Regions from separate parts of the Homo sapiens genome. Here region 2 is linked to region 1. The links are chromatin loops, found by intact Hi-C in ENCODE. Cell type or tissue: GM12878. All regions are shown on one strand. Links, peaks and the distances in the headings refer to the core of each region. The heading gives the core; the rest is flanking DNA.

Evidence for each region. Peaks named below come from ENCODE experiments on the same cell type or tissue, not always from the same donor. Only the 100,000 strongest peaks of a DNase experiment are listed, where the experiment ranks them.
Region 2: it touches region 1 in a loop (2.2-fold over the local background); 2 of 110 quality-filtered maps call a loop at or near these places.

What each region holds. Positions count from the first base shown.
Region 1 is chr5:111,997,707-112,013,928 of GRCh38, reverse strand. All of the region lies in intron 3 of NREP-AS1 (NREP antisense RNA 1), which reads right to left. Among named protein-coding and RNA genes, the nearest start is that of NREP-AS1, 93 kb to the right of the region's middle. RefSeq lists an enhancer at 15,228-16,222. In GM12878, for the core only: no CTCF peak of the experiment used is centred there; a DNase peak (open chromatin) is centred at 8,858; H3K27ac peaks cover 201 bases.
Region 2 is chr5:112,109,465-112,125,686 of GRCh38, reverse strand. No RefSeq gene overlaps it. Among named protein-coding and RNA genes, the nearest start is that of EPB41L4A-AS1, 43 kb to the left of the region's middle. In GM12878, for the core only: no CTCF peak of the experiment used is centred there; DNase peaks (open chromatin) are centred at 5,656, 5,963 and 9,106; H3K4me3 peaks cover 311 bases; H3K27ac peaks cover 974 bases.

The sequences.
Region 1 (16,222 bases), core at 5,277-13,276:
CATGCAGTATGAAGGTTAAATGTCAGGGAGAAAGTAAACAGGAAAAAGCCAAAAGCAAGCAGCTTTGTGTTTTCTCTGAAGGTATCAGAGTGCAAGCTCACAGACTTATCTCTCCACCTTTTTGTCCAGCCTAGGTTGACCTGCTCCCCTCAGCACTTCACTGTATTCTACTTCCAGCATGTACTTGTCAGATCCCCAGCTCCTCCTATGCAGACCTATAACCTACATTTTCATTCTCTTGGTGCCTCAGACATCAGGACTTCCATGGTTCTGAAGGGAGGGACAGCAGTTAAAATGGCACTTGAAGGACTACTGTCTTGGTCCAGGGTGGGTTAGTCACTGGCAGGGCACAGACAGGAGCCCTGGGCCTAACTCTGAGGTGTCAGCAAAGAATCTTGTTTTAACTTGTATGAGAGAAATAAAGTAATAAGAATTAAAATTTATCATGGAGTGAGGAAAACTGTCAAGCAGCATTGACAGTAGATGCCGAGAAGTAAAGAGGAAAAAAAATTGTTAAAATATTAGTTACAACAAATATGTAAATTGGCAATTAGGTATAATTGCTATGTACCACAACAATGATCATCATTAAATGTCAGATTCATTTAGCATATAGTTAATTTCATTGCAATATAACCTATTCCTTTGCTCATTTTTCAAAATTATTTGCTTTTGTGCCTGGTTGTCTGTTCGGGGCATATAACACAATATAGGGAACAACACCCATTTATAGAATAAAATATCCATCTCTATAATTAGTCCTGACATTGGGTTGCTGTTTCATAGATAATGCTGGTTAAAAAAAGATTGTTATGTTGAAATAGATAATATTTCAATGATATTTCTAACCTGAAACAATTGGCATATTGTTTTAGTTGCCTTAGCTGCCTTCCCTAAAGAAAACATATTTATTTTCAGGGCTAGCTGCTGTTGGCATAATAATAAATTGTTCTTAATATTAAGTTGAGAAGAAATTTAATCAGTAAGACTGTTTTAAATTTGGCAATTTTAGGATTTCTAGTTTCTACCTCCTGCTTCTTTAGCAAAAATTGAACAGAGAATTCAGTTTTCTGTTCATGAGATACTTTACTCAAGCATTGCCTAAAAAAAATTTTTTTTAGATAAGATTTAACCAGAAGATAATCAAAAGTAGTTTTTCTCTTGGCCATGTCTCATCCTTGGTTGGGCATTGCTTTTAACCTTGATGAAAGTAGTATTAAGTCTGTATTTTGATTTTAAGATTGAAAAGTTAATGTAGGCACTAAGGAAGTCAACTAAAACAAAACTTGGGAATAAACTTTTACAATTATGAGAAAAAAGGCAATTAGTTCCTTGATATCAGATAGGCCCTGGGCTGACCCATTTAATGAAATTTCTTTAACCCTCTATTGTCTATTATATGGGTTGAGCTGTAATTCTTTGTCATCAATTTGATGTTTGTTTGGTTTTTTTCTTTTCCCTTGAAGGAATTATCCCAGATTCTTGGCAGCCTTCCTAAACTGCAGTGGAACCAAGGACTTTGTGTATTTGAATTTTTAATTGTAAACATTGTGACAAGCATTTGCAAACTGGGAGTTGGCAGAGTTGGTGTGATGTCATAGAAAATAATTTCCTTTGTTTTATTTAAAAAAGGTTTCCAAGTTTCCCCAAGTAAGTCTGGCTTTTATCTCAAGCTATGAGAGAGCCGTTTACCAGATGTCAGAATCAAGACATTGTCTTTGATTTCTAAGGACTTTACCCTGGGTGACCTGGATTATTCCTCTCTGTGAATTGAATGCAAACCTCTTAAATATCACTCCATTTCTCCAGGGCACTGCACTGACTCCTTCTTCCATTTATCTTGCCCTATTTATCTTCAACCTTTGTCTTAGGCAATACTTTCTCCCTCTCAATTCCCTTAGCACAAAAGTGATTCTCAAACACTGTCATATCCTTCAAATATTTTCAGAAAGAGATATTGATCCCCAGCCTGATTTCATCCTTTAGAAACATGCAAGTTACAGATTCATAAGTCTGATGTCAGTTAGTGGCAAAATCCTGTACCAGATTATTAAACAAGTGGTTTGTTAGCACTTAGGATAAAATTCAGTGACGAATTATAAGGGTCTGTCTAAATTTTCTAGGAACAAATGGCAAACCAATTTCTCCTTTAAATAGGTTCCCTGATTGGGAAGTCTGAGAAACTAGATAGGGCGTTTTGATTCTGGCAAGGCATTTGAAGTACTTGCTTGAGATGGCTTCATGGACAAGATGGAGAAAAACAGATCGGTGTGAAACGGGATGTCTGGTAGGACAGTTGTAGCTACTCAGTAAAATTATATAATTTAGGAGGTGGTCTTTAGGGGTATGTCACAAGCTTCTAGTCTTACCCCAACCCTAGTAACCATTTTGATTCATACTTTGGATGGACCGTGGAAAGCCCTTTTTCATTCTCTTGTTGACTAAGTCCTATTTGATCTTCAAAACCCCATTCCAGTGTCCCCTCTTAATGGAAGTCTTCTGTCACCCTCAAGTCTGATTTAGAGGTCTTTGCTCTGTACTCCTAGAGAGTTTTTCATGGTGCTTACCACACTGTACTGTGGTTCCTCATTTACCTGTTTTCTTTGCTAGACTATAATGTCCTTGAGGTCAAGTTTTATTTAACTTTATATCCCACAGCATCTGGCACTTAGTATCCATCAGTAAAATTTTGTTGAATAGGTGAATGGATGAGTGGATTAATGCTATATTTATCATTATTTTTACATGACACAAAAATACATAACGTGACAAATAACAAAATTAAGATTCTGAGAGAATAAGTGCTTTAAAAAATGGGTCCAATTAAAAAGATTAGTATATCTCCTTCATTGATCCTACCATCTTTTATTGTCTCTTATCCCCTTGCTATTCCATCACTTGTTCACCAAGCTTAATTTCATGCTTTATCCTTATAATCACTGTTTTGTGCCTCTCTGGATTTGTCTTTGACACATGTATAACTCTGGATAAATACAATTCTTTACTTACATCATGGATAAACATGGCTGGGGATAAGCCCACCACCATGCTGACTTGCCGCACTTTCAATTCATGACCGCCCACATGAAGTGGGCTCCTAGCACAGCCAGCAATCATTGTCTACATCCCTAATCCATTTTCTCACCAACTCACTCAGATGGCCATTTTAGACTTTTCCCTGTCTCTCCAAATGCTATCACCACCTCCTCATTCTTGCTCTCAGGAGACGACCATTCTTCCTGTTCACTGAAGTAATGTAAGCAATCTGATGAGAATTTCCACATCATCAACACTTCCTGTGCACCCACATACTTTGCCTTCCTTCATTTTTTAGAGAGATGAATTGTCTTTTGACCCAGCACATAGCCACCATTATATACTGGATCCCACTTCTCTCATTTTCACAAGAATATCATCCCAGCAATTACAGCATTCCTTACAGTCATGTTTTTTCCTCTCTACTGTGTCATATTCATAAGCATATAAGCATGCTAATATTTCCATGGATTCATAAAAAGTTTACAACATCAAAGAGCCTCATTAGAATCATTTTCTAATGATTCTTTATAATCAGCACCACATTGTCCATTTTGTCGTCACCTGCCTGTCATTTGCAGCCTTGGAGATCACACCATCTCTTAGCACAGCATATTGTAACAAACTGATCTTCTCCTATTATGTGGTGTGACTAAACATGTCTAATCATAAAAAGCCTTCTTTTAAAAAACGAAAAATAAGTGATTCGAATGCTTATAGTATTTAAACTCTCAGATAAATTATCTTCTGTTGTACCATAAACAGTTGTTATGAGGAATTTAAGAAAGTGTAATGTATATAAAGAACTTAGCACAATACATGGCATAGAACAATTGCTTAATAAATGATTTCCATTATTATTGTATAATAAATTAATATATATTTAGAAAATTGTGAAGAGATTCAGTATTATGTAAATAATTTTGCTTAGCTTAAAGAGAATACTCATAAGCAAGTGAGATCTGTGTCCTCAGACATGAAAAGCTCTTATAAGGAAAGGGACCTATAGTTTATGTGGAGTATCATCATGCCCAAAAAGGACAGAATCACCGTTTTAATATATAGACAAAATTCCTAGATGTGTGACCCTGTCAGTAGTGCTCTGGCCTGCCTTAAGAGGAGGTGAGGTCTCTGTGCCTGCAAGTATTCAAATGCAGAGGGTACTTATCTGTCACAGATACATCTGAAGAATGCTTTTACAGGTTGGGAGGCTTGGGCAGATGACAATAATGTTCCTTGCTCCACGAGTACACGTTCATATATATATTATATGTATTATTTATATATTATGTTATTTATTATATATTATTTGTATATATTTATTTATATACATGTATCCGTATTTCCATTAGAACTGTTCCCATATGTTGTCCATATTAGCTGATAAGTTCCTAGGTAGCAAGAGCCATGTCAGTTTTAACTGTTTTTTTTCAGTCTCTAACCAAGTGCTAAGAATATTGTAGATACTTGGTATTAGGATTAGACAAGCTAATTGAATATTTTTCTTTCCATTGAAGGAGATTGAGAGTTTCCATCCATTCCTGGAAATAATTAAATTAGGATTAATGATTATCTATACAGAGAATCTATACTGCATGGCTTGATGTTAGACAAGGTGAGAGATTTTTTTGCTTATTCAGCCTGTCACTTTCAAATCAGTCAATAAACATTAAGCGCTTCTTACTTTGCATTAATTATACTTGATGTTAGGGAATCAAAGATTATAAAGAACTTTTCAGCTCTATTAATGTGATTTGTATTTATGCTGAAAGACTATTTAGATGTGAAAAATATTTAGATGTGAGAGATATGTGGGGAAGGTTTAGCCTACTTGATGAGGAAACTATACTAAAAAGTTTTATTTTGAATATACTTATGTAAAAATTCATGGTTGTATTAGATGCAGTTATTGTAGTTTGATAGAAAACCCAATCTAGGGCTGGGCGCAGTGGCTCACACCCCTAATCCCAGCACTTTGGGAGGCCGAGGTGGGCGGATCACCTGAGGTCAGGAGTTTAAGACCAGCCTGGCCAACATGGTGACACTGTCTCTAGTAAAAATACTAAAAAAAAAAAAAAAAAAAAAAAAAAAAAAAAGCTGGGCTACTTGGGAGGCTGAGGCAGGAGAAGCACTTGAACCCGGAGGCAGAGGTTGCAGTGAGCCGAGATCACACCATTGCACTCCAGCCTGGGCGACAGAGCAAGACTGTGTCTCAAAAGAAAAAAAAAAAGAAAAGAAAAGAAAACCTAATCTAAACTAGCTTAAGCAAGAAAGGGAACTCATTGGATCATGTTTCTGAAGTCTAGGGTATTTCTTGTTTTTAGCACTGCCAGATCCAGTTGACAGATATAATGAGAATGAAATCACCCTTTTTATCTTGGTGCTACATCCCTTCAGAATTTGGCTTCCTTCTCAGGTGAGCTTTCTCCTTGGGCTGTCCCCTAGCAGCGCAGACTTGTGTCTTCCCAAATTCAAGCACAACAGAAAGGAAAGAAATTCTCACTTAGTGTCTATAGCCAAAGGTCTGGAACCATCTCTGATGTGGTCATGCGCTCTTTGCTTAATGAATTGTTGTGCTTGCGGATAGGGAAATGATGTTCTGATTGACTCTTAAAGATCAAATGTTCACCCCTAGACCTAGGGATGGAATTGATTGTATCTGAACCACTTGGTTTGAGAGTTGGCAAAAGTATCATCTGGGCCGTGTTATTCAAGGAAGAGGGAATAACCAGTGAGCAGCCTCACAAGTATCCACAGCAAAGATCCCTGTGTGAGGCGTAGAACTGTTAGAAACTGCTGGAGTTGGTAATAGGGAAAAGAACATTGGTGATCAGATAGTCTATTTAGAAATATGGTTTACTGTGTTTTCTCTAATTGTATTATGAGACAGTTCCTTTTTTCAGTATTACAGAGCAAATATACTGTTAATTCATATAATAAGGTATTATCTGGTTTGCAACCTATTTATATTGACCCAGGGACTCTTTTGAGAAGCTTCAGATAGACAGGAGGGGTTATAATGGAAACACCTCTAAAGAAGAATGTGCCTTTAAAGACTTTTAGTTTCTTTGTGTTGCTAAATGTGTAACTACCCATGAATGTGCATTACAGATAATAAATGTTCCAGGTTTTATAGCATCTATTGCTTTAAGCTTCCCTCATGAAACTGCCAAGTCCTTCCTCTTTATTAAAAAACAACTGCAACAAGGGCAGCAGCAAACAGCTAAATGCTCCGATGCTATCCTTAAAGACATATTGTGAAGAAGAATATTAATTTATTTTCAGAGGGGAAAATACATATAATTTTAATTCTATATTATATAAGAATTCCATGGATGCATTACAGGTACCTTCACTCTGCCAGATGCTGTGAATTTATAAATTCATGTAATTATTACAAAGCCCAGCAAGGCAGATCTTATCTCCATTTTTCACATTTCTCAAATGTCTGATTACCCTTGCCTATCTATTTATATTTCAAAGAGAAGCAGTAAAATACTGATTGGAATCAGTGTGTTTGGATGGGACATATAGACTGATGGATATTATCAAGATGGCTAGCAGTCTTTTCCCTCCAAATATGAGTTTCTGTTGATTTTTATTCTGGAACGATCCTCAGAAAAAGGATTTTCCAACTTCCTTCCTGTGGGGTGCAGTGATGGCTTTTAGCATATTGACTCTGGGCAGGCAGAGGGGCTTAGGGATTTTATTGTTTTTTTTATGCAGATAAAATTGAATCTCCAGTTTTCAGTAAAGCACTGTGCCCCAGCCTCCTCTGTGCTTGATGTCCCATTCAGGCACTGGGTTAGTAGTTGGGTGAGATGGGAGAGGTATGGTTGCCCAGCTGTAGAGACAGGGACCTGAAGTTTTCACTGCTCCCTATATGGACTTTCAAACTGGCTTAAATAATGACTGCCATCTCCATTTCCTGAGAATTTCCAGGGTTCTGAGGATCAGATTGGCTTGCTTCTCATTGATGTCATGCCAGTAGGTTTTATCTTCCTGATGAGTCATTTACCATTTCCCCATATGCTTTCTGCAATCATATATTTGGCTCAGGGTTATAGAGATCTCCTAGTTGCACAGAAGTTAAAGTTTTTGTTACCCATGTCTTTTGAGAGTGATTTTTAAAAGAAGTGGGCAAAAATGTCTTTACTATCTTGAAATCAGATGTCATCTAACTTATAATTCTCTCTGTCAGTTTCTTCATATGTAAAATGAACTAGTGGCTTCTAAAGATGTAAATTCTACCATCATTATTGTTTTTATACTTCTATAGTGGGGTGTGTGTGTGTGTATTAAGTTACTAGTTTTATTGATGCAGGACAAATTTTTCCTGTAAACGAGGTTTGAAAAATAAAATCTTATATGTTAATTAATTTTATATCATGTATATTAGTACAAGTTCAGATGTATGTGCAATGATGTTATAGGGTGCCCCATATAAAAGTGATTAGTTAATTGAAGCATGTATTTGAAATGGGACATCTTCTAAGCAGACTAAACTAGATATATGAGAAAATGTGATTGTTTACTAACTGCCCTAGTATAAGAGCCCTGTGGCTTTGAAAAAAAGTGACTTTTCAAAATGCAACCAATCTAAACCTTTTATTTTAGGTGACACAACTACTTGATTTTAAAATAGTTAAAAAATACTAACCTTATGTAGGAATGCTAATGCATCTTTCTTTTTGGAGTGAGTCGTTTATTCTATTATGATTCAGATGCTAACTCATGAATTGGAGAAATAATAATTTTTAAAACAATTTTTAAAACTTCTATGCTCTTCCATTGTAAAATCTTAGGATGTAACAGTTCCCCTGGGGGAATTTACTCTTAGAAAGCCAGTTACAAAATAATACAATATAAAATAAATTTCAGTCTGCATTTGGGATTTGCCTATAACACATCAGTCTGATCCATAAGCCAAAAGAAACATTTTTATTTATGCTTCCATTCTCCTTCCCTCTTTTCTCTCTCCATTTCTCCATTTCTCTTCTGAGTGCCTTTAGTTCTGTTTTGTCACTAAGAAAAAATTCTTACATGTTTGACCAAAGGCCAAAGGTGAATGCCAAGTAAATTCAGTCACTTCTTTGAGGATTAATGATGGGATTTCTACCCAGCATGCCCCAGGTTTGCTGTGTCCAAGTTTTGCCAAGATAAATCTCTGGGCAGTCCAGTACTTGTTTGGAAGAGGACTTGAGAAAAGTTTAATCATTTCTGGGGTTGGTTTTTTGACAGGTCAGCAGAAAACTGCTTTATTGAATCCAGCTTAATGTATTTGAGTAAGATTCAGGAAATAAAGAGTATTGGCTTTGGCAGCAGGTTTGGGCAATAGGCAAATGCAGGGCGTTCTCAGGAAAGCCACCAATAAGCATATGTATCTCTCAGGAAACAGAATACCAGGAACCCATAAAGAAGCCAGTTTTCTAGCTGGGTAGACATCAAGTATCAATTGTTCCTAGACACAGTTGGATAGAGAAGGAAAAACTGGGTCCTGGCCTAGGTTCATCATATGACCATGATCTCTAATGACAACAATAGCAGTGTCAGCAAAACCATGGGTTCCCAGAAAACTCTCCTGGTATCTCTAGTGAAGACCTAGGAATAGAAGGATAACTAGAAATCAAATTATTATGAAATAGTGGTGAAGAAATAAAAATGGGAACATCAGGCACAGAATGAATGTACAAAGGAAAGAGGAAGGAAGTGAAAACATCCCAAAAGAGTCCAAAGGGACATGTGTTCCTATATGCCATGTCATCTAAGAAAGATACTGGCTACATATGGTTCTTTTGAAGCCCTAAAGATTTGCATTTCTCAGGAGTGATCAGGCCCTGAGAATCTGACTCATGCTTACCAAAATACTTGCATGACTGAGGTCAACATAAAAATGACAATTTATTAACAAAGGAAAATATAACTACTATGTGGCCTGGGAGTACATGCAAGAGCATGATCACCACAGTCTTTCCCCTGGAGACAAACCTCCGTTAGAGACTTCATCATGGCTAGAAACCATGGGAAAAGTACAATGATTTCAGGGATAAAATCTGTATCATTAGCCTGTTCTTTCCTCAAAGTCAAGCAACTTAGGAATCAGAAGCTGCCTGGTGATCTTGGATGCAGAACAAAGGGTCTTTAAAACCAAAGGTCTAATTGTACCAGTCTAGGGACATGTGATGCCTCTATTTCTTGAGAGGGATGGTTTTTCTGAACAGGCCAGGGTAGTCACAGTCTGATGGAAATGGCTCCCAAGATCCAGTTCTTGCAATACAGCAGCTTTGCAATTAGACCAGAATAAGCATAAGAAATCTCCCTTTTTGATTTACTTGGATTTTCAGGCTTGTTCAAACCTCATTCCTAAATCTACTTTTATTTGATAATGGAGTGCTTCTATGCAAAGGTTTACTTCACAGCTGATGTTCACCACCTGTACTCTCCAGGATCTGTCTAGCTCTTTCATCAACCAAGTAGAGAATCAAAAGACAATGAAATAGAAGTAACCGTGCATATACAGTAGTCCCCCTTTATCTGTGGTTTTGCTTTCCATGGTTTCAGTTACCCACTAAAACAGGTAAACACAGTACAATAAGATATGGGGGGGGTGGTGGTTGGGGAGAAAATGAGACCACATTCACGTAACTTTTATTATAGTATATTGTTATAATTGTCCTATTTTGTTATTAGTCATTGTTGTTAATATCTTACTATTCCTAATTTATAAATTTAACTTAATCAGAGGTATGTATGTATAGGAAAAGAACATAGTATATAGGATGCAGTACTATTTGCAGTTTTAGGCATCCACTGGGAGGTCTGGGAATGTGTCCCCGGCATTTCCAGTCTTCATTGTTGATATGACACTGGTCAGTCCTCAGAGTTGCAGTTTGGCTTTTGGTTAAATATTGTGGTAGGGAGAGATGTTTCAGAGTATATCATTTATTACTTATTTCCATATTCTTTACTCTTTGAATTAGGAAGCCTATATTGGCGGGAGGCTCTGTGATTCAGGGTATCAGTTCTTCAGCTCCTGAGTGTGTTATTACAGATAACCACATAATTGATTCCAGCGGGGCCCACTGATGAGGATGCTAACATTCCATTTTAAACCTGAATCCCCTATGCCCTTAATCTGATTCGTAGACTATAGAGCTATTCCCAGTCCCCAGGAATTAGTGTTAGCTCAAAGCCAGCAAGCAGTAGTACAAAGGGTGTGTTTCACATTCCCCAGTGTAAAATTATTCCATTTAATGCTGTAGGTGCCTGTGTAGATGGACAATATAAATAGAGAACATTTTTTGAGCACTTACTATGTGTCAGGCACTATTCAAATACTTGTTTCTAAATATTCTAAATGCTGGTATCTCCATCAAATATCTAAGGGCCTTGTTATAAAAAATGTTTTTTCTGGGCTCACATAGGGACATATATAAGGGATGGGCAAGCTACACATGTTAAACCCTCCACATATTCCATCTCTCCAAACATGGGCAAGCTACGCATGTTAAACCCTCCACATATTCCATCTCTGCAAGCAAGAAATGGGTCTCTAGGCTAAATGTCTGGTAAATGTCTCTTACATACCCATGGATCCACCTCATTTTCTTGAACTGCCGCATAGTATTCCATTGATTTGATAACCCATGGTTTATTTATTCTCTTCCATCAACAGACATTATAGTTTCTCTGTTTGTTGCTACTTCAAACAATACTTCAATGAATAGTTTTATATGTCTCTGAACACATGTGAAGGTTTCTGTAGAATTTCTACCAAAAGGAGGCTTTAAGTTTGTTTACATTTTGCCTCTGTGTTTAGAGAGGCCAAGTCCCTTTATCCCTTCCCACTTAAAGAGAAGACGCAGTAACTATAGTTATGAACTATGAGGAGCAGAGATAGAAGGCTTTTAAGGAAAAATCAGTAAATGGTAAATGGAACACTTCCAAATAAACAAATGAACAAACACATAGGCAAAACCCCTAAACCCACAAACACCTTAACCAGTAATCTTGTCTTAATAATGAAAATCAACTTCTGTGTAGATACCAGAAAACTGAAAATAGGGCAAGCAAATCTTGGCCCCAAAATCTGAGTAGGGACAATTAAAACTTTAGAATAGGCTCCAACTTTCAAAAGACAGATTTAAAAACACAGTTTTCTAAGCCAATTATATAGAGTGTAGGGTTTTACATATCCAATGCTCTCATCTATTTTTTCCCCTCCAAGCTTACAGGAAAACACTGTTTATTTCTGACATTTGGAAAAGCTGTTTCAGCCTCAGTGTTGACTGATAGTAATAGATATAAGAATTAATAAAAGAGATGTATTTGGTGAGTCACCAGCACAAGAGCTAAAACAGGCCACATCCCAAGGTAAGTGAAGCAGAACCTAGCATCATCCCATGGTGTTTTGAAGCTATGATTGAAAGTCAGAAGGGAGGAATATGTGTTTGCCAAGAAACATCAATGCTTTTGACTTCTTTCAACCTAGACTCATTGGTGGCATTTCCAGGGAGCTGATGATGTCTGGAGGGGAGAGTATAAATCTAAAGTCAAAAGCCTTGCTGAAATAGATTTGCTTTAGCTTCTTATTTTAAATGCATACATGTTTCATGGTGAAAATTTTGAAATGGAATATGTTAGCAGGAAGTGATAGGCTAGTCTTCACTGGTATTCAGGCAGGTCTGCCTGGTTTTTCACTAAGGGTAAAAAAAAGCCCAGGAAATCTCACATTTTTCATATTCCTACTCATATCCTCTTAATAAAAAAGACAAACCTAAAAACAAAAAAAGCCAAATACTTCAATTAACGAACTTATTCTAATAATGAAAATCAGCCTATATAGATATCAGAAAACTGAAAAATTGAGAATAAACAATATCATTGATTTGATATCCCATATCATTATAATCACAATACTTTATCGTGTTTTCCAGTAAAGAAGTTTCATACGTAATTGACTCTGATTTTAACATAAAGAATCCTAAATTTATCTGTTCACTTTGCAATTAAAAGTGTTTCTCTAATTTGTTGATGAATCTCTATCTTTGGATAGTATTATTGTTACTATGAGGTAGTAAGGGCCAAATGTATGGATCAAGGTGTCTCCTTCAAATTGTCACTGCTTCTTTTCTAGTAAAGAATATGTAGAATTTCTTCCTTCATCTACTTTGGGCTCTTGCTTGACATTTAATTCAGTTATGTGGGTTCTGGTGAACTTACATATTCTGAATTAAGTGGAAAGGCTTTACTCCTCCATTCACTGTAGCTCTTTAAACAAACTAAAACAAAGACTCCAAAAAACATCTTAGCAAAAATACATAGCATGTATATATGGGCTGAATTATGTTCCCTCAAAAATCCATATGTTGAAGTCCGAACTCCCAGTACCTCAGAATGTGACCATATTTCGAGACAGGGTATTTACAAAGACAACTAAGTTAAAATGAGGTCATTAGGGCCAGTCTAATCCAACATGACTGATGTCCTTATAAGAAGAGGAAATTTGGACACTGACACAGAGAGAAGATGATGTGAAGGCACAGGAAGAAGACAGCCACCTAGGAGCCCAGCAGAGGTGCCTGCAACAGACACTCCCCTCACAGCCCTTCAGAAGAAAGCAATGCTGTTTACATCTTGGCCTTGGACTTCTAGCCTTTGGAAATGTGAGAAAATAAATGCCTGTTGTTTAAGTCACCCAGTGTTTCTTTTTTGTGGAGGTCCTAGCAAATTTATACTGCATGGATGCTTTATTCCTCAGATTTCCCTGCTTGAAATCCTCATACCACTTCAGATTTGAAAAATAATCTCTACACACTAAATAAAAGGTTATTATTTGTTTCTCTCCCTGAACTCAACATGACATGAGTTTTGTGTCTTCACTGGAAAATATTTTAAATTTTTTTAAAAATGTATATAATATAAATATTAAATATATATTATATAGACTATATAGTATATATCAAATATATATGCTATATATTTTTAAAAATTATATATAAATATATAATATATGTATTTATATATTTAATATATATAAAATGTATTGTTTTGCTTATGGCCTATGTATCATTTTAACATTATCCAATTGCTGGCTCTCTGTCAGGGGCCTACATTGCATGTATACTGTAGGATCTTCCACCCGCATATGCCTGGATTTCTTCATGATTTTTTTCTACTTTAATGATGGTTTGTTATTAATTCATAATTTCAAGGGACCTAATATATAACTGATTTTTAAAATGTCTATAAATTAACAAAGAAAAGACTAATCATACTTTTTGGCATTATTAACAGCTGTATTCCCATCTCCTGATTTTTAGATATGCATTTAACTTGCTTTCATGGCCTGTGGCCCACAGGTTAATTATATAGTTTGTTGTTTTAGGCATCTGGACAACTTACTCTTCGCTATAAAAATTTATTTTTCTCCTTTCATACTTTTATCTATGTAGAATACTGTCTCATTACCTCAAGACCAAACTGAATGTATGAGTGCAAGATAGGCAAATTTGTGTCACAGGTCAAGTGTCATGCCCAGTTTGCCCTTGGCAGGTAAATTGGAAATAGGGTAAGGATACTCTGAAGCCCTTAGTTTTGAACTTACATTCCAATTGGATTATATGTATATTTAAGATTAATGTCGCAGTGAACACATAGAATTAGTTTGTGACTTATGAGTGATTCCTTACTCTTCACTCTGGGTGTTTGGGAGATAGTGACTAAATGACATTTACAAATAGCAAATAATATGATTTCAAAATTCAATCTCCAAGGCAAGTATGCATACAGATTAAGATAAATTTGTAACCCTTGCTGGTGGTTCTGCTTTGGCATGAGATGGTTTCTTTGTGTAACTAGCAACTGCAGATGGTTTATAACTATCAAAGGGACTGAGGATTAATGTAGATATTTTACAATCTGCTGTAAGCATCATTTGTATTATACATTTATATGACACAGTAGGTTACAATGATAGATTTGCTTTAGGTTACTCTGAAAATATTTTGAAAATGATAGAAACTTTTATATATAGCCAAATGGTTTAATTGATCAATTCTAGTGATATTCCTCTACAAAAAAAGGCATCTGGTCAGATAAAACTGCTTTTGCTGACAAAGAAAATAAAAAAGAATGGTCAAATAAAAAGTAATTCATCTATTTATGCTTTCATGAAGAAACAAATATCATTAGCTTAGGAGCTTTATGGCTTTTAAAAAACTTGTTTCTTATAGGAATGATGTGGTTTAATGTTTGTGTTATTGTATTTTTGTGGTTAAATGTGTCAGTGGTTTAATATGGGAGTAATCTAAGAGAGGGTATTGTAGGAGGAGATTGAACTGAACACACATCTAGCTCTCCTCCTGCCCTAAATTCCTTATGTGACCTAAAAAAGATTACACACACACACACACACACACACACAGAGAGAGAGAGAGAGAGAAAGAGAGAGAAATTCAGAATAGTGTTGGCAAGAGAGAAAGAATGTCATCAGCCGGTAGAAAATTGTGAGAATTTTTGCAAGTTAGAAAGGACACAATCCTGAGAATCCCCAAGCTGAGAGTGACCTAATGTAGAGAAGGAGATCAAGTGACAGCCATCACAGTAATTAAACAGGAGCTAAAATCTGAACAGTACAACTGTTCTGTCCTATCATTTACGCCACTATACTAAATGGCAAGCACAAATAGAACTCAATGTCAGGCTAAGTCTGAAAAGTATTATCAAAATTAATCTCTTTCGGGTCTGAGCAAGAAGAAGATCAGATTGTGGACTGACTTGAGATGCCCACGGGCATGAAGCCAGGAAAAAAAAAGGAGCACTCTGCTGTCAGGAGGTTAAACCTTGAAGTGCTTCTCTGCTGAACTCATCACCTTCCTAGGCTGGCAGTCAGGAGAGGGCATGAGCTCCTTGCCTACCTGCCAGTCCATGCCTCAGGAAACTTAACAGACACTGTCCAGTAGACCCACCTTAAATATTTACATAGAACCTAAAAGTAGCCTTTTCACTCACAGTTGAGACCTGGTGGAACATCAGACCTATATCACCACAGAGGATTGATGAAAACCAATAGGAGGACAAGGATGAACTAACAGAGCCACTGATCCAAGGTTATAAAATAAATAATTCAAGGAACAGATGAAAACTTAACCAAAGACACTTTTTACAGATCTTTAGAGAGAATCAAGTGGTGATTATCTATTAAAAGGAAAGAAGAAAAAGGAGGGAGAGGAGAAGGAGGAGAAAGATAAGGCTCTTAGGAAGATGAGTAATTAGAGAAGACAACAGTGGTTATAGATTGGCAAAGTAGAAAAAAATCTAATGCAAGGAAAATAATTAATTAAAAAACACTTAACAGGAGTTCCAGAAAAGAGAACATGAACATAGTAAATGGAAAAGATGAAAAGGAGGTAACAGAGGAATTTCCCTTGAGCTGAAGATTTGAGTCTTCAGATTAAAAGGGTGCACTTATGTGTCTACATCCTACTGAAATTTCCAACCTCAAGATTAAAAGAAAATTTTTAGAGCTTTTAGAGAGAAAATAAATCATTTAATCAGTCAAACTCACTAACATGTAGGTGAGAAATAAGTGAATAATCAGACTTCTAGAGGCTTTTTTTTTTTGTCTGTGAGCAGATGGAAGACCTTACTCCCACTCTTCATGCCCACGTAGATTAATTTTAATTTGGTCCTCTGGTTCAAACTTGACTGATTATCTTAATCACCTGTGAAGCCTTTGAAAAGTACACATCCATGGGCCCTACTCTCAGAGATGTAGGTGTATTAGATCCAGGGTGTGGTCTGGGAATCTGTATTCTAAAGAGCTCCTTGGTTTGGAAACAAGTGACTTAGCCCACAGACACTGATGACTCAATTCCATTAGCTGTTTGGTGCACGTGGGGCTCCATTCCATGGATATGAGCTCCTCACGCTAGACCACAAGGCTGACTCAGTGTGTTCTGTCTGAGGCCATATGAGTCTCATATGGCCAGCACCCAGGCCACAGAAATTATATTCATGGCTTCTGCTTTTAGACTAAACATGTCTTAGATGACAAACTATAAAAAGATGTAAAATATTTTTGCAAATCCAACTCTATTGGTAGCCGTTATCTTTCATTTCTGACTCCCCAATCATTGTTTGAAGGCTTAAATTTCACAAATAGAACTAAGGGTTCACTAAGAGT
Region 2 (16,222 bases), core at 5,118-13,117, 110 kb before region 1:
GTGTGCCCCTTGCTTGTGCCACCTCTAATGACTCTTACCTAAGAAGATGAAAAGTTCCACCTGAATATCTCAGATATTTATGTAGCTATAACCTATATATATATATTTTCCACTTTATAAATGAGGAAGCAGAGGGCCAGAATTAATCAATGACTTGTTCCAGGTTGTCATTTATATCAGTGTTAATGATAAGGGAATTGCTACGTATTTCATTTTTTAAAAAATTATGTTAGGAAAAATCTATTATCAATGATTCAATAAATCGAATTGAAATGGATTTGTCAGCCTAGGTTTCACAGTGTTACAATCATCTACAATTTTTACCATCATTTTCCAAAGAGTAAGTCAGTTAGTGAGACTTTTTCAGCATTATAAGGAGATCCTAGGATTTGCCACTGAGAAACTTCAAAGATCTTAAAATGTCTTACATATTTAAATGTTAGGACTACTTATTTTAACTCAATGCCCTTATATACTTTCAATATGGCAGATTTCTTTTTCTACTTTATATTTACAAGTTCTCTTATTTTTTTTTCCTTTATGCCTAGGGTCAGAGAGATAATTTTCTTTAATTTACACCTTTTACATGGTTCAGCAGGACCTAAAATTAATCCTTTCCTTTATGGGGAGTGCATAACAGTTGTACTCTTATGTAACCTGTTGGCTCCCACGTGTCATCTTAATGAACTTCCCCATTTCCTACTGTTTTACAATCTGTGTTTTTGGCATCTTGAAACTTCCTGCACTCTTCTTCCTTTGGTGGGTGTATTAGTTTGCGAGGGCTGCCGTAATAAAGTCACAAACTGAGTAGATCAAACAACAGCAATTAATTTTCTCACAGTTCTGGAGGTTAGAAGTCCAAGATAAGGTACCTGTAGGGTTGATTCTTTCTGAGGGCCACGAGGGAACAATCTGTTCCGGGCCTCTTGCCTTGGCTCGTAGATGACCGTTTTTCCCTCGTATCTTTACACTGTCTTCCCTCTCTGTCAGTGTCCAAATTTCCTCTTCTTACAACACCAGTCATATTGGATTAGCGCCCAATCTAATGACCTTATTATAGCTTAATTATCCCCGAAAAGACCCTATCTCCAAATATGGTAACATTCCGAGGTACTGGGGATTAGGATTTCAATATATAAATTTTAGGGGATGGGGACACAATTCATAACAAGTAGGAAAGAAGAGCACAGAAATATTTAATGTCACATGGCATTTCTGGATTATTGAGATTTCATGCAAAAATATAAATCTTAATTATCAGGCAAGAAACATATGGATAATCAGTTACGTAGTGATCCTAGTCTTCTGATGGTCAAAATGCTAACCAGGGAGGACATATCCCCTCCTCCATGTGAAGAAAACAATGCGATCTGAGTTTGCAAATGTGTGGAGAGTGGGGATCTGAAAACAGAGGTGGGAAAACAGATCCTTCAGAGCCTTCCTTGCACACCAAGTGGTAATGAAAGTTAGATATTTTAAATCACGTAGCCATGTTTTTCATTCAGGTTATAACACATATACAAGCCGACACCCTTCCCAAAATTTCGGCATGGTAGTATATTGAATATATGCTGTTTCATGGGAACATATTTTTCTACTGTTTTGAAGCCTTCAAATGTAGGAAAAGATCTCTAAATAATTAAAAAAGATTGTACAATAATTCCAAAATTTTCAAATGGATCAGAACCTATTTCTCTGGAGGCATTATTAAACACAGAACTACATAAAGAATCAAGTATTACTGTTAATAGGGGACAGATGAGATTAGAAGTTCTGTAAATACCTTCTGACTTTTAGTGACATTGTTTCCTCCTCTGAATCAGAAAATGCGATTGTGCTAGAGATCTGAATGTTTTTCATTATTATCTAGTGAAAATGACTTAGGAGAAGGCTGGTGGGTGGTGAAATTCTAGAGATGGAAATTAGCTTGGTGGTCAATCCTGGGGATTATTGTCAGATCAAATCTAGGTCTGTCTGCTGTGATCATTGGGCTTCCAGGTTAATTCTGGGTACAATCCCAAAAGTAAGGTTTAGTTTGGGGGAGGAGAGAGTGGAAGGAAGATGCCCTCGCCTTTTTCTCCCTGATAATTGACCTGGCCCCTTAAAGTGCTGCTCTGGATTAAGGACGCCAGACCAAGATCTGTTAGGGGCTAGACCTTCTTCCTACACAGTGGTCACATTCAGAAGAGGGCAAATGAAGGGAAATGGGGGAACCAATACCTCCACTCAACTGTGTCTAGTAAAGGTTCTCGAAAAGGCTTGTATGTCACATTCAAGCTTAACATGCTCCTTTTGAAAGCACACATTTCTGTGTGCTGCCCATTTTGCTTCAATTAGTCATGGATAAGGAGGATTACATTATATTGGAGTGTTTTTAGCAGGGTTTTAGCAGGAGTTTCTTACATTAATCTGCTTGCAGTTCTTTAGAGTCACACTTTTGAGTCACACTTAAATTAGGGTGAGTCTACCCTAGAAACAATGGGGATTACTCTCAGGTGGTGGTGTTTTTTTGTTGTCGTTGTTCCTAAGCAGAAATTTCTGGAGCTATTATAAAGAACAGTGCTCACTAATATGCTTAAGTCTAGAAATTGCTGTTTCATTAATAAGTAGAAACTGGACAGCTTATCCCTTTTCTCAGAAAGTATTAGTGATTTCCTGTGGGAGGCAAGAAGTAGGAGAAAAACGCTTCCTACGCTCTTCCCTAGTTTGTATGTTATTTTCTGTGGCCTAAAGAGACATGCTTCCTCTTCTCTTTTCCAAATTTATCACTTTCTCTCTTATATTCAATCGCAGCACACCCACGGGGACTAATTCTCACCTCTGTGATTTTTGTTGTACATTTCATCATTTCTACAATTCTTCCAAATTGTAGAAATAATCTGGGGGGACTCCAAAAAGTGAATGTATATGTATTCTTAGAGCTGTCATCTCACTTGCTTTTAAGTTACAACACCAAGCGGAATTTTAGTCAACCTTCCTAAGTCAGTTAAATACAAAGTTTGGATGTAGTCCAAGGCTTATAGTTTCTGTTATTTATTGAGTTTTCTGCAATGGACATTTTAATAATGGGGAAACAATTATAGTGACACATGACAAGTCTTTATCTTGTAGGTTAGAGAGGAGAATGATATAAATGTTCTCTCCTGTCAGTTTCGTCTGTGACATGAGTAGATCAATTCAATGTGTATGTTCTTCAGATTCTCAAGAGTCTTGGTTCAGCGGAAGGACTGGGCTCATTGTGTGTGTGTTTACTGTCAGTCATTGGTCAAGTGGTGAATATCCTGGGCTCTTGTATTGACATTTTGGGGACTTTCTTTTCTTTTTTTATTTTTAAGCAAATTAAGGTTTGCTAGAGTTAGTGGTTATGTTAGGCTACACAATTTGAGAGGAGAATTGGTAGGATTTGGAAAGGGTTTTTTAACGAAAGCCTCAGGAGAAGTGTCCACTTATATTTTGGAGCATGGACTGAATAGATTAGTCAAAAAGTGGTCAGAAAAATAAGCACTTATTTTTCTTAGTACTCATGTGAGGGCAGAGGGCTGAAAGCAAGAACACAGCCATGTTGCCTAGGAGCCAATTGTAGCATACTGCTAAGCATAGACTATTTTTGATAAATGTTAACCATCTTCAAGATGATAAAAAGATAAGGAAGACAAGCCATATTCTTTCTTTTTATAGGACCAATCAATATCATTTTGTATTTCAACCAATTAACATGCAAAGAGGGGATTCCAAAGAGATACGCAAATATGTTTCCACAAAGAAATCCAATTTAGAAGCAAGAGATTTTAATGTCCTTGCTGGTCACGAGGTCAGGGTTGTATCTCCAGTCAACTGTATCAATTAGTATTGCTCTATATGTAAAACGACCTAATTAAAAAAACCCACTTCCTTAGAGAGATGTGGAAAAGGACACAAGTAATGATTCAAAGAGGCTTTGAAAAGTAGGCAAAGCTACTGTAATCCGTCAGAAATGTATTGACAATTTAGGGTATATTTATCATATCTTCTGTTCAAATGAGCTAAGGACTCACGATGTTGCTTGGACTGTAAAGAAGAATTTATATAAGGTCTAATACGTGAAACTTGTCTTGACATTCAAGTAAAAAGATGTTTAAGGCAAATGAAAGTGCAGGCAAAAATAGGACTGGGGAAAGGGATGAATCACACAGTCAGAGCTGTAAAGACCGTCAGGGGAACAAGATGGATGAGGTCAGCTTGAGAGCTAAGTTGGGAGCCTTGGAGTCAAATGGGAGATGCTATTTCTCATCCCAGCATCCCAGGAAGGATTAACATTCCAGGACTGGAATCATAAAAGTCTCTAAGTATGATGCAAAGTCAGTTAAGAATGAACTAAAACTTGGGCAGGGTGAATATATGAGTAGTAGATGTTGAGGGTGGAGATAGCAGAATAAGTAAAAACTGCAGAAAAACTACACGGTGATTTTTGACAAAAAGTGGTGACAGTACTATGAATACCTGGCAATGAAATAAGCAAACCTGCAAAGCAGGTTCACTGTGAACTAGATATCAACTTGTCTGAGTCTGGTGAGACGAGACACACACACAACACACCACATGAAGCAAGTTTATTACTTACAGATAGGTAGGAAGGGACAACAGAAGTGTAGAATTCATTGCAAGTCAGTCAGTCCCCCAAGGCTTAGGAAAGCTTCCTGTGGAAGATGGAGTCTGCTTCATGTGCCCTATTTGCACTGCAGCTAAGGGACCCAGGAAAGCAGCCCTCACTAGGTTTTATACCCCAGGGTTGCTAGACTCACTGGGCTAAAGCACTGAAGGGCATCCTGTTTCTGGGGGACTGGAACAGAGCCCAGGATGTGCTGGCCAGTATCTCCCTATTTCAGGATGTTACATTCTCAGCACACCCTATCGCTATTCTTGAGAAATAGAAGTGAGAAAGGAGGGATCAGCACAGGGCCAGTCCAACGTGCTGAGAGCTGTCCTGCCAAACCTACCAGATCTAATGGACTTAACAACTTGACTGTGTGTCCACATGAGTGTGAACCAGGAGGCAGGTCCAGCACTCAGTCTCACCATCAACTAGGGTGCAGCCACATCCCACATGCTGGCTAAGAAGGGAGTCCAGGAAGTGGGCATGGAAACTACAGCCCTTGCTTACTTCACATTTCCCTGGAATCTAAGGAGCATGGTAACTCTGTGAGCATTCTTGAAACTGGAATTTTGTTAGGATGATATTTGTTAAGCTTTGTCAGTTATCAGTAGTGAAAATTGTCGGAAAGAAAATGAAAAGCATCATTTGCTTGTTTCAGGGACAGGTAGTATGGGAGAAGTGGGGTGCAGCAGGGTGTCTATCTCAGTCTATAGGGAGAATCGGGGGAGAGAAGTGTCTATAACAGTGATTCTCAATGTGGGTGTGGGGGATTTTCCCCATAAAGGAACATTCTGTAATGTTTAGAGGCATTTTTTATTATCTTGACTGTGGGAGGACATGCTACTGACATCTGGTGGGGAGAGGCCAGGGATGCTACTAAGCTACACTGCACTGGACTACACCTCCTACCTACCCAACAAAAGATTACTGGGTTCAAAATGACAACGGTGTGGAAGTTGAGAAACCCTGGTCTAGAGGAAAGTAGATAGTTCAGCTGAAAACAAGGGAAGTGAATGAGTCTCACCACCAGGCCTGGTGTGAGAAATGGGTGAACTGGGACCCAGTGGGAGGGGAACTGGTACAAAGAAAATAATGTCCCAGGGATGGGAGTAGGGTGGTGTAGAATAGAGTGGGGAGTATTTGGAGGAACATCCTACATTCCTTAACAAATGTATCTGGAGGAGAAGCCAACATCTGTTACTTTAGAGGGGGAGTTAATCTTTTCCCAGTTCCTTTTCTGGAGAGATTTGTGGTCAAAATAATTCTTGTCTAGTTAACTCGCTTTTACCATCTTCAGAGCCAGAAGGAAGAGATAAGATCTACTTCTTCTTTTAGGTCTCCTCTACCTTGAGCAAAATCTTTGATTAACGCTGTTCCTCCCTTGAGCTATCCTTTGCTTCTGTATTTCCTTTAATGGCCACTGAGTGGTTTATGCTTAGTGCCTCTAGTTTCTCCTAGCACAGTCTGTCGTTACCATTCCACTCAGCCTATTCAGTGAAGGTCATTGGTGTCCTCCTCCCTGCTCCACCCAGGCTCATTTGAATAGTTCTTACCCTGACTGCTTCTGTTTGGCAGTTGGCACTGTTGTTTACACTTTTTTTTCTTGGAATTCTTACCCTCCTTTATTTATCTACACCCTTCTTGCTCCACTTTTTCATCCCCAAATCCTTCTCTTGCTTCTTTCCTCACTCAGTGCTTACTCTGGGTTCCCATAGCTATAGCTCCTGTCCTACTTTCTTTAATATATTTTGCTGGCAATGTCACTTCTTCACCCTCCTCCATCAACTCATTATGGAAAATTCTTTTATCTAAAACCATTAGTCCTGTTTTTTCTAAGTTACAGACTGTTAGTGCCAACCTACTGAACAATTCCACTTCACTTCCATGCCATAATATCAAATGTATATTTGAGTACAAAGCTTATCATATCCTTTTTCATCAACTGCTGGAAGGTTACATGATACCTTTATGAGGACCCAGAGAAGGCAGGACGTAGCAGCTCCTGCCTATAATTCCAGCACTTTGGGAGGCTGAGGAGGGAGGATCACTTGAGCCCAGGAGTTTGAGACCAGCCTGGGCAACATAGCGAGATCTCCGTCTCTAAAAAAAAGTTATAAATTTAGTTAGGTGTGGTGGTGTATGCCTATAGTTCTAGCTACTCAGGAGGCTGAGTGGAAGAATGGCTTGAGCCCAGGAGGGTCAGGCTGCAGTGAGCTATGATCGTGCCATGGCACCCAGCTTGACTGACAAAGTGAGACCCCTTTTAAAAAACAACAACAAACAAACAAGCAAAAAGATGCCCCAGAGAAAAACTCCTCTGACTTATATCTGATTTCCTTCCTTGGCACATGCTTTTCCTGTATCTCCTTACTTGCTTTTATCTCAAGACTTTGGATTTCTGCTCCAGTAGGAAGATTCGTTTTGTCCTGTCAGTGAACACCCATTACTCACCATGTTACTTATGCACAAAGGTCCCAGTTTAGTGACACTGTACTTTCTCATTTCACCCACACAAGTTTATTGTGCATGAAATTTCCACTTTAGTTAGTCTGGATTTTGCGGTCTCTCACTATTGTGCTGGCTCACAACTCTTAGAAGGTCATTCTTTTACCTTTCACTTAATCCTTGCTATGCTATTATCTTCTAGGTAATATTGGTGTTTAGGCAAGAGTCTCCACTTCCTTGGGTCAAAGGGTGTAAGCTATGGAAGTTTCTGGCTCTGAAGTAGAAGCTAGTGGGAAAAATTTGGGGGGCATGGAGGCCTTTTGGAATGTTCAAAATCACATCATGCTGGCAGCTGCCCCGTGTAAGCTTGGCCATAGCACACTCAGTGCTACTTCTGTTTAAACCTTCCTGCTTTGTATGGCCATTGCTACCCTACCAAGCAGGAACAGTGAGGTCTTGAGAGTTTATCAATCAGGGCAAGAGCAAAGGATGGAAGATGGAGAGAAGTAGAAGGAAATTAAACCGAGTGCCAGGGTTTCCTTTTTCTACCTATTGTGCAAATAATTTAATAAGTTTTGTGTGCTTTACTTTAAATACAGTTTTGAAAATTGCATGAAATGAATTTTTGCAAATCAAGTTCTATTTCAAACATAGTATTTAAAATTCATTCTGGTAAATTCCATTAGGTTGCAAGGAGTGCTTAAAAAATATCACACTTTCATTTCAGAAAAGCTGTTCCTTTTAATATCAGGTTTGTTTGCATTTACTCCACATTTGATTTCATAATCACAAAGCCAAGAAAATAGTTTCTGTTCTGCCACCGGTCAATAGCAATATTAAAACTGTCAGCTTGAAGCTGGCCCAAAGAGAATGTAATAATCTGATATTTCTTCTGCTTTTCTATGTTGAAAGCCATGATGAGCAATTTAGGTTAAAATAGTACTCTGTAGCCCAAATTAGCCACACTATACCAAATCCATAGCAGATTTTCACTTCTTTTTGTGCCATTATGTTTTATTCTTTAATGCCATCCAGTTTCTTTTCTACTCAGAAAAAAAAATTATTGGAAGTTTTTTCTTTTTTTTTTCCTTGACATTTCTAGAGGTAAGTAAAGGAAATTACTGAGTGCAATGAGAATGATGTGATATGTGGGATTGTATTTAGGATACATTGGGTAGGCATTTACCTCTGTGTTTGGTTAGTTCATGAAGAGGATTATGAACAAAGTCAGAAATTCATATAATTTAAAAAAACATATAATTTCTGTTTTTCCTGGCATTTTAACTATGTTTCTTGAAACACTAATTATGGGGGGAAAAATGAAGCTAAAACTTCTTAGCTGGTGACAGCATTGGGTTTTTCTTAGAATTGGCAGAAAAGTTTAGTAAATATATTTAAAACATCTATAGTAATTCAGTTTTATTGAGATTTTAATGTTATAGAATGTCAGAGTAGATCCTGTTGTTTCTGTAGGTTGATATTTGGCAGGAAAAACCCCCACCACATTTCACCAAATGATATAATAAAATTAGACACTTTTTGGTTTGATTTGTTTGTTTTCTACTTTTGTGGCATATCAGTGTTAGAGATAACATTGTATTCATCTCGAAAAGTGCTATTTAAAAGGCAGGTGAAATTCCATTACTGCCAATTTATAGAAGCATGAATTTCATAATGGCAAAAGCAAGGCCTAATGCAGCCAGCAGGTAGCCCTGTTTTCTGGCTGTTTCATCTTGCAGATAATGTCACCAAAGTATAATTTTGCTATTTTGCTTAGAAATTATGTAGTGTACCCAGGGAAGGTCCACAGAATATAACATGAAGGCTTGGGATACATTTACCAGGGTCTGAAAAACAAGTGAAAAGAAATGGCATCCTGTATCATCAGGATTTGTTTCACCCTATACTTTTAAATTAATATGATAATAGCAAGCCTTCAGTTGCATAATAGAGATATGGGTGGTTTCACATGGGATGTTTTTCTAATGTGAAAAATTCAACTGTCAGTTTCAGAACTGTTCCTTTTCAGGTCCCTGTGAAAACCTCTGTGGGTTATTATTTGCCAAGTGCTGACAGATTTTCTCATTTCTCTTCCTCTCAGTCCATTCTTCTTACAGAATACCAAATAACCTTTTAAATATGTAAGTCAGATCCCAGCATTCTGATTAGAAACATTTCAATGGAATTTTATCCCATTCAACTTAGAACAAGAGTCACATTCCAAGCCATGCTCCACAATACTCTATACCAGCAGTACTCATTCATTTTGGTTTCAGGACCCCTTTGTATTCTTAAACATTGTTGAGGTTCTCCAAAATACTTTGTTACATGAGTTATATCTATTGATAATTATATTAAAAATTAAAGCAACATTTAAAAATATTTGTTAATTCACTTAAAAATAACAGTAATATACATATTTAATAAAAAACTATAATTTTCAAAAAAAAAGGTATTGAAAATAATAGTATTGCCTTACATTTTTGTCAATTTCTTCAATGTCTAGCTTAACAGAATTTGGGTGAATTCTCATACCTAGTTTTTCATTTAATTTATTGCAATCCCGTATGTCCTTTGTCTTGAATGCTCAGGTCCATTTCACTCAGGTCTCTGCAGATGGGTCTCCCTTTTCCATACACTTATGTAGTCACTCTTCTTCCCATTACCCTGTTTTACTTTCTCCATAATATTTAAAAGTATATAAAATGATATTATCTATGTTTATGTTTATCATCCATCAGTACCTACTCAATTGTAAGCTCCACTTAGGCAAGGACCTTGTCTTATAAACCGTTGTGTATTAGTTTTCTATAGTTGTCTAACTATCCCCAAATTTAGCAGCTTAAAACAGCAAAGATTTATTATCTCCCAGTTTCTGCGGGTCAGGAACCTGGATGTGGCTTAGCTGGGTTCATCTGGCACAAGACCTCTCCTGAGGTTGTAGTCAAGTTAGGAGGAAAGATTTGCTCTTGAGCTCATGCCTGCAGGCTTAGATGATCTGCTTTCAAGCTAATTCACATGGGCCAGGGATGCCTCCCTGTATGGTAGTAGGCTTTCTCCAGGGTGAGAGGGCCTCCAAAACAGAAGCCACAGTATTTTCATAATTTAATCTTGGAAGTGACATCCCACCACTTTTGCCATTTTGTTTATTGGAAGAGTCACTAGGTCTAGCCCACACTCAAGGAGAGGGGATTACAGGGTAAATAATAAGAGGCAGAGGACATTGGGGGCTGAGATGCTACCTAACATCAACTGTATCCTGAGGACACGGCATAGCATCTGGCACATAGTAGGTGCTTAGTAAATACTTGTTGCATGAGCATAGTGCCCATGAAGTGCTCAGAGGGTTTGGTTTGGTTTTCTGAGCAGAAGGGGGTCATTTGCCTTGGAAGGCTCTTGAAATCTATGGTATTATTCAGGGCTTCTCTAGTATGTTGTGTTATTTAGGTAGTTGGTATAAGCTTATATAGAAAGGAAAATATTAATTTCTTCTATGGGATAAAAAGACTTGTTGCTGGTGCCTTCTGAGGCTTAAAGTAAAAAAATGGTTGAATATATTAGTCCCAGGCTGTGATGTGTTCCTGCAAAGGAAATAGAAAGAATAATATTTGTTTCACCCATTCTTCTTCTTATATAACATTTTATCATCTAGAGAGATTGCACTCTTGTGGGGCCATTGTTCTCTTCTGATATCTTTGTTTGACATCCCCAGGGCAAGGAATACATTGAGTTGTCTGGCTGGCTATATTTGTTCTAAGATGTAGTAGTTGCAAATTCATTAATGTTATCCATAAATAATTGTAAGCATTTTCTAAAAATTGCAATATGGCTGAATTTTATTTTATGACATAGAACTGCCATATGTACTTTTAAATTGTAATACTATTTTAGGTCTTTTGATGGAAATTATAGCTAGTTTTCACTCTTAGTCACTATATAATAACATTTTTTACACTTGTTTCTGGGACTGTACACATTGATCAATTGTTAGTATGAATCAGTCTTTAAAATGTTTTCCTCTATGAGGCTCAGCTGGGAGGATTTGATAATTTCAGTAGAGAATGAGAATAAAGGAAAGGATACTGTCAGTGAATTAGAAGTAAGTCTGGGCTGGATATCTGGTCAAGAAAGGGGTGACCTAAGAACAATGTAAGCCTGAAAAAGGCAGGTTTCTAAATCAATCGAGAAAAAAGGGGCTGGAGTATTCAGAGACCAAATACATTGATTTTACTGTTTTGCTTAGGGTTTTTCAAGTGTAGATAATGTAAACATCATGGATAGAGGTTTTTTTCCAGCAGGCCTCTTGTGATGATGGGATGACCCTCTGGGATTTCTCCAAGTGCCCTAACTTAGGCAGAGTGATGTGATTTAGGAACACAGATTTTGGTGTCAGACAGATCTGGACTTAATTCTCTGCCCTGTCATTTTTGACCATTAGTGGAGGACATAATTCCTATACTTTATAATTGTTAAAAAGATCATGTGGGAAAATACATGTGACACAAATGCCTGACATATACACTAGGTGTTCAATATTTGTAGCTCTCTATCCTCAGCTGAGATTTGGCAGAACCCACAAATCTCGCTAACACATTTTCAGTTAGAGAGTTCTTTTTTGTGGACACATTCAGATTTTAATCAAGCCTATATTTGCAACCCAACAAGAGCTCTCCTTAAAACAAAGAAGATAGCCAAAGTTGGGTATTATTCTATTTGCTACTTACGGTCTCTGTGTATTAAAATTATTCCCAGGGAGTTTTATGTATGACAAAATCCAGAAAAACTCAGATTGCTCAGCATGGGTAGTCAACTCCACAATTAAAGTTGTCATCAAACATCAGGCTTTTTCACAGATGATGGAAGTGTTTTGAATAAAACCTCTAAGTGCTATAAGGAGAGAAGTAGTCCCAGAGAGTGAGAATTGATAATATATGGACAAATTACTGAGAGTGTTGTGTAGTCTTCAGGCTGTCTCATTGTTTCAGCTCAATGAATCTTTAATTCTCGTGAGACAGTGTTTTCCAAAAGCATTATGGGTAATTGGGTTAGTCTTTATGCTATTTAACAAAACATATTTATAATTCTTAGTTATATTTTGAATATATAAAGAACAGACATCCATTTACTCACCACACACTCAGATTTAAGAAATAGTCACAGTTTGCCATATTTTTATGGGCTCTTTTTTTTTTTTTTTTTGAGACGGAGTCTCAGTCTGTCACCCAGGCTGGAGTGCAGTGGCACAATTGCGGCTAACTGCAACCTCTGACGCCTGGGTTCAAGTGATTCTCCTGCCTCAGCCTTCCGAGTATCTGGGATTACAGGCGCCTGCCACTGCGCCCAGCAAATTTTTGTATTTTTAGTAGAGACAGGATTTCACCATCTTGGCCAGGCTGGTCTTGAACTCCTGACCTCATGATCCACCCACCTCAGCCTCCCAAAGTGCTGGGATTACAGGTGTGAGCCACCACGCCTGGCCTGGGCTCTTTCTTTTTAAATTAAATTTGTGTTTTTGCTAAAACTTCAGTCTCATCTCTTCTCCCTCCACTTCACTACATTGAAATTAGTATGTTCTTTTCCATCATGTTTTTATTCTGGATTACAAATATGTATATCCATAAAGAATGCATGATATTACTTTGTATGTTCTTTTAAAATTACATAAATGGTATCACATTACATGTAGTATTTTGTACCTTATTTGACCCACAATGCTTTTTAAAAAACATTTGCCACGTTATCGCATTAACTAACATGTAAATTTTATTATATAAGTGAAGTATTTTTTATTTCCCCATTCCCCACTGATAGACATAATTCCTTGCTTATTTATAAACAATGCTATATACATATCCATCTATATGTCTCCCTATGCACATGTGACAGAGATACTTTAGGTTACATTCTTATTGTTTATTGAATCATGGGACTCAAATCTTTATTCCTCTGTAGGAGTAGTATACAGTCACATCCTTGCCAAGGTCTCATGGAGAGCAGAATTTACTTGCCTGCTCTGACTTTTGGCTTGCTTGACCTTGTGATTTGCCTTGGCCAAGGGGATGTTAGCAGACGTGACGCAAGCAAGTATTTGAAATGTGTTTGGGTATTTCAGCATGCTTTTATGCTCTCTGCCATCCCCATGAGAGAATGCCTTGGGTAATCTGTTGAGCCCAAAATGAGGAAAGACAGATTTGGAACCCAGAACAGATTTGGAATCATCCCACAGCTTTGTGTCAAGCCTGGCCATGCCTGGACTTCAGCTGAAGCCTCCTCACCTGCAGACAAAGGAGTAAGAAATAAGTGTCATTGTTCCTGTGACACTAAAATCTTGTCATTGCTTTTTCTAAAGCAAAAAACTGACATACATTATAAATTTTATTAGGTATTATAGCATGCAATGTATTTATCTGTATTGTTCCCTATAGTCAAATAATTGTTTCAACTATATGAATTATATCTATTTTTTTTGGTAAGAGAGAGATTTTAATTTCTTATTTAATATATCTTTTATAATGCTTCTGGAAACCATTATTTCTATTTTATGGTATTTTATTTCTGCAAACCAAATATAGGTGTTCCAAAAAGAAAGTATCTAATATGAGGAAAGTTGTAATTTCTTCCACCAGTAGACCCATACAAAAGAAATCCAAGACAATTGTGGGTTAGTACCTAAGGATTGGCCTATATAATTCCTCAGTTACCAAAGGCCCCAAGTATTGTTAGTTCGTGACATAGTTTACTTGGCACAAGAACTAGAATAGCAAAGACAAACTTAATCCATATTGTAAAACTATTAATATGGCTAGAAAAACCATCCACTTTAATATGTGGTTGATGTAACTTTGGAGAGAAAAATATCATCTAGAGAAATTTTATGGATAAAAGTATTTCTCATACCACAGAGGACAGTGTTTCTGAAATGTGAGAAGGCATTTTGAATACTGGGCTTCCTTCTATACATAGGTAATTGATGCTATCTTGGAGGCTTACAAGATGGAACTTATGTGTATTATAAGTATGCAATTATTTTCCTTTAGAAACAAGAGATTTTCACATAAAACTATACCATTCAGGCCAAGAAAGAGAAATAGATAGGTGAAAGCCATTAGTGATATTGAAAATGGACTGAAATTGGCTTAGCTACTTTTGAATTTCCTTACTACAACTCATGTGAAAAATAGAAACTAAGTCCAATGAATCACGAGTCATCTAGGAGGCAAGTTTTAAGGAATTTCTCTGAAGGGACCATTCAGACCTGTTAATTCTTATCAGTAAATCATAACTTCTTAGGCACTTTTAGGTCAGAGGAAACTTGGTTAGAAAGAGATGAAGCTGATCCTGGTCATTTTTACTTTCTTGCTGTAGTTGAGGAAAAGAATAATATTTGGTTAGGTGACTGTCAGTTTCAGCTTTTAGACTCCTGAACTAATAATAGCTATCATTTGTTGAGTACTTGCTATGGTTCATGGCCCAGAAACTGTACTCTTTTTTTTTTCAAACATGATCTTCACCCTCAAAAGATGGTGAAACTGAGGCACACAGCAGTCACATTGCTGGTAAGTAAAAGAGCCTAGATTGAAGCTACCTCTGTTTGGCCCTTGGCTGTCTGTACACATTGCCCCCTCTGAATGGACAACATGAATTGAGTGTTTGTTGCATGTGAAGAATTACATAATATTGTAAAATGTGCAGACCAAAAATGTCTATTTTTAGGTCTTTTTTCCCCATTTATTTCAGAAAAGTTACAGTATACCACTCTTTACACCTTTGAATTGAAATGAATATTTCTCTCTCTTATAACTAACAGTATATACATGTGCAACTGCTTATTGTCTAAGAGGAAAGAGCCTTTAGTGTGGTGAAATCACTCTTTAAAGCTTTGAGAAGGGGATTCAGAAACAAATTTGCTGAAGGGGATTCCCTGGCTTTTAATGTTGAATATAGCAGAATTATTTATTGCCTGGATCAGAACTTTGCTTCCACCATCTCCAATTTTGTTCAGCTTTGAGACAGAGAAAATGGTCTTCGGGTAAATGGGCTTATTCTCTGGCTTGGAGTGGTCAAGAGGCTGGGTTCTGACCCAGGTACATTTCCTAGGGGAGCTTGGGAAAGATTTCTTCTCCCAGTGAGAGACAGCTATCCCTTTGTGCTTTTTGTCTTTGCAATTCTGGTGGAAACATGATATTTGGAGCTTTTGCAGCCACCTTGAGATCATGAAGATCTAGAGAATTACAGAGATGCAGCTTAAAGTCACCTGATTATTGACACTGGGAGAGGGCTGGAAATGTTTGCTGTTGAACATGATCATTTACTTTCTCATTCTAGTTGTTGGTAAAAACTATACCTCAACTCTTCTGTTTCTTAGATGTTTATATGAGAAAGTTCTATCTTGTATTAATTCATATATCAAATTTGATTCTCTATGTAACTATAATATATGACATATACATTTGCTATGAACTTTTGCACAATAACGCAATTAAATACTGTTATTTATTGAGAACTAGGTTATCAGACTCTTAGTGGTCTAATAACTGTACAATCTTATGTGATAATAATTAATGGCAAATCATTTGAATGTGAATTTTTCCATCCTAATTTTATCTTGGAATCTAGCCCCTTGAGTCTTACAATCAATTATGTTCAGAATTGTTAACTATGTTTTCAAGTAGCCTTGACACTGCAGGAGCATACTTAAAGATGACCTCTTGACTAATCTCAGGCCTGATTGGGACACTTTGCCTTTTTAGGAACCAGCGCTTTGTCTTTGCCTGGGGAAGCTCAGGCAATAGTCAATACTTATTAAACAAAGTTAAGCAGAAGTAAACCCAAGCTCAACTTATCAAGGATATGAGTCATACTGGCAGATTTGGGGTGGGGGAGAGAGTACGTGTGTTTTAGATTATATTACTTAAAAGAAGAACCTGAGGCAGGGATTTGGGTATATGTGAGTTAACAAGGAAATGCTTCTCAGGAAAAATCTGTAAGGGAGTGAAGGCAGCAAAATTGGCAAAGGGGAGGCATTGAGCAATGATATGGTCTTGGATAACATCCAGCCTTGGCCTGATTTGCAGAGGGCTCTGGAGTGTAAGTGGTTCCACCTGGAGCTGTCCGGTCTCCAGGCAAGAGGAACCTGCTCTGTAT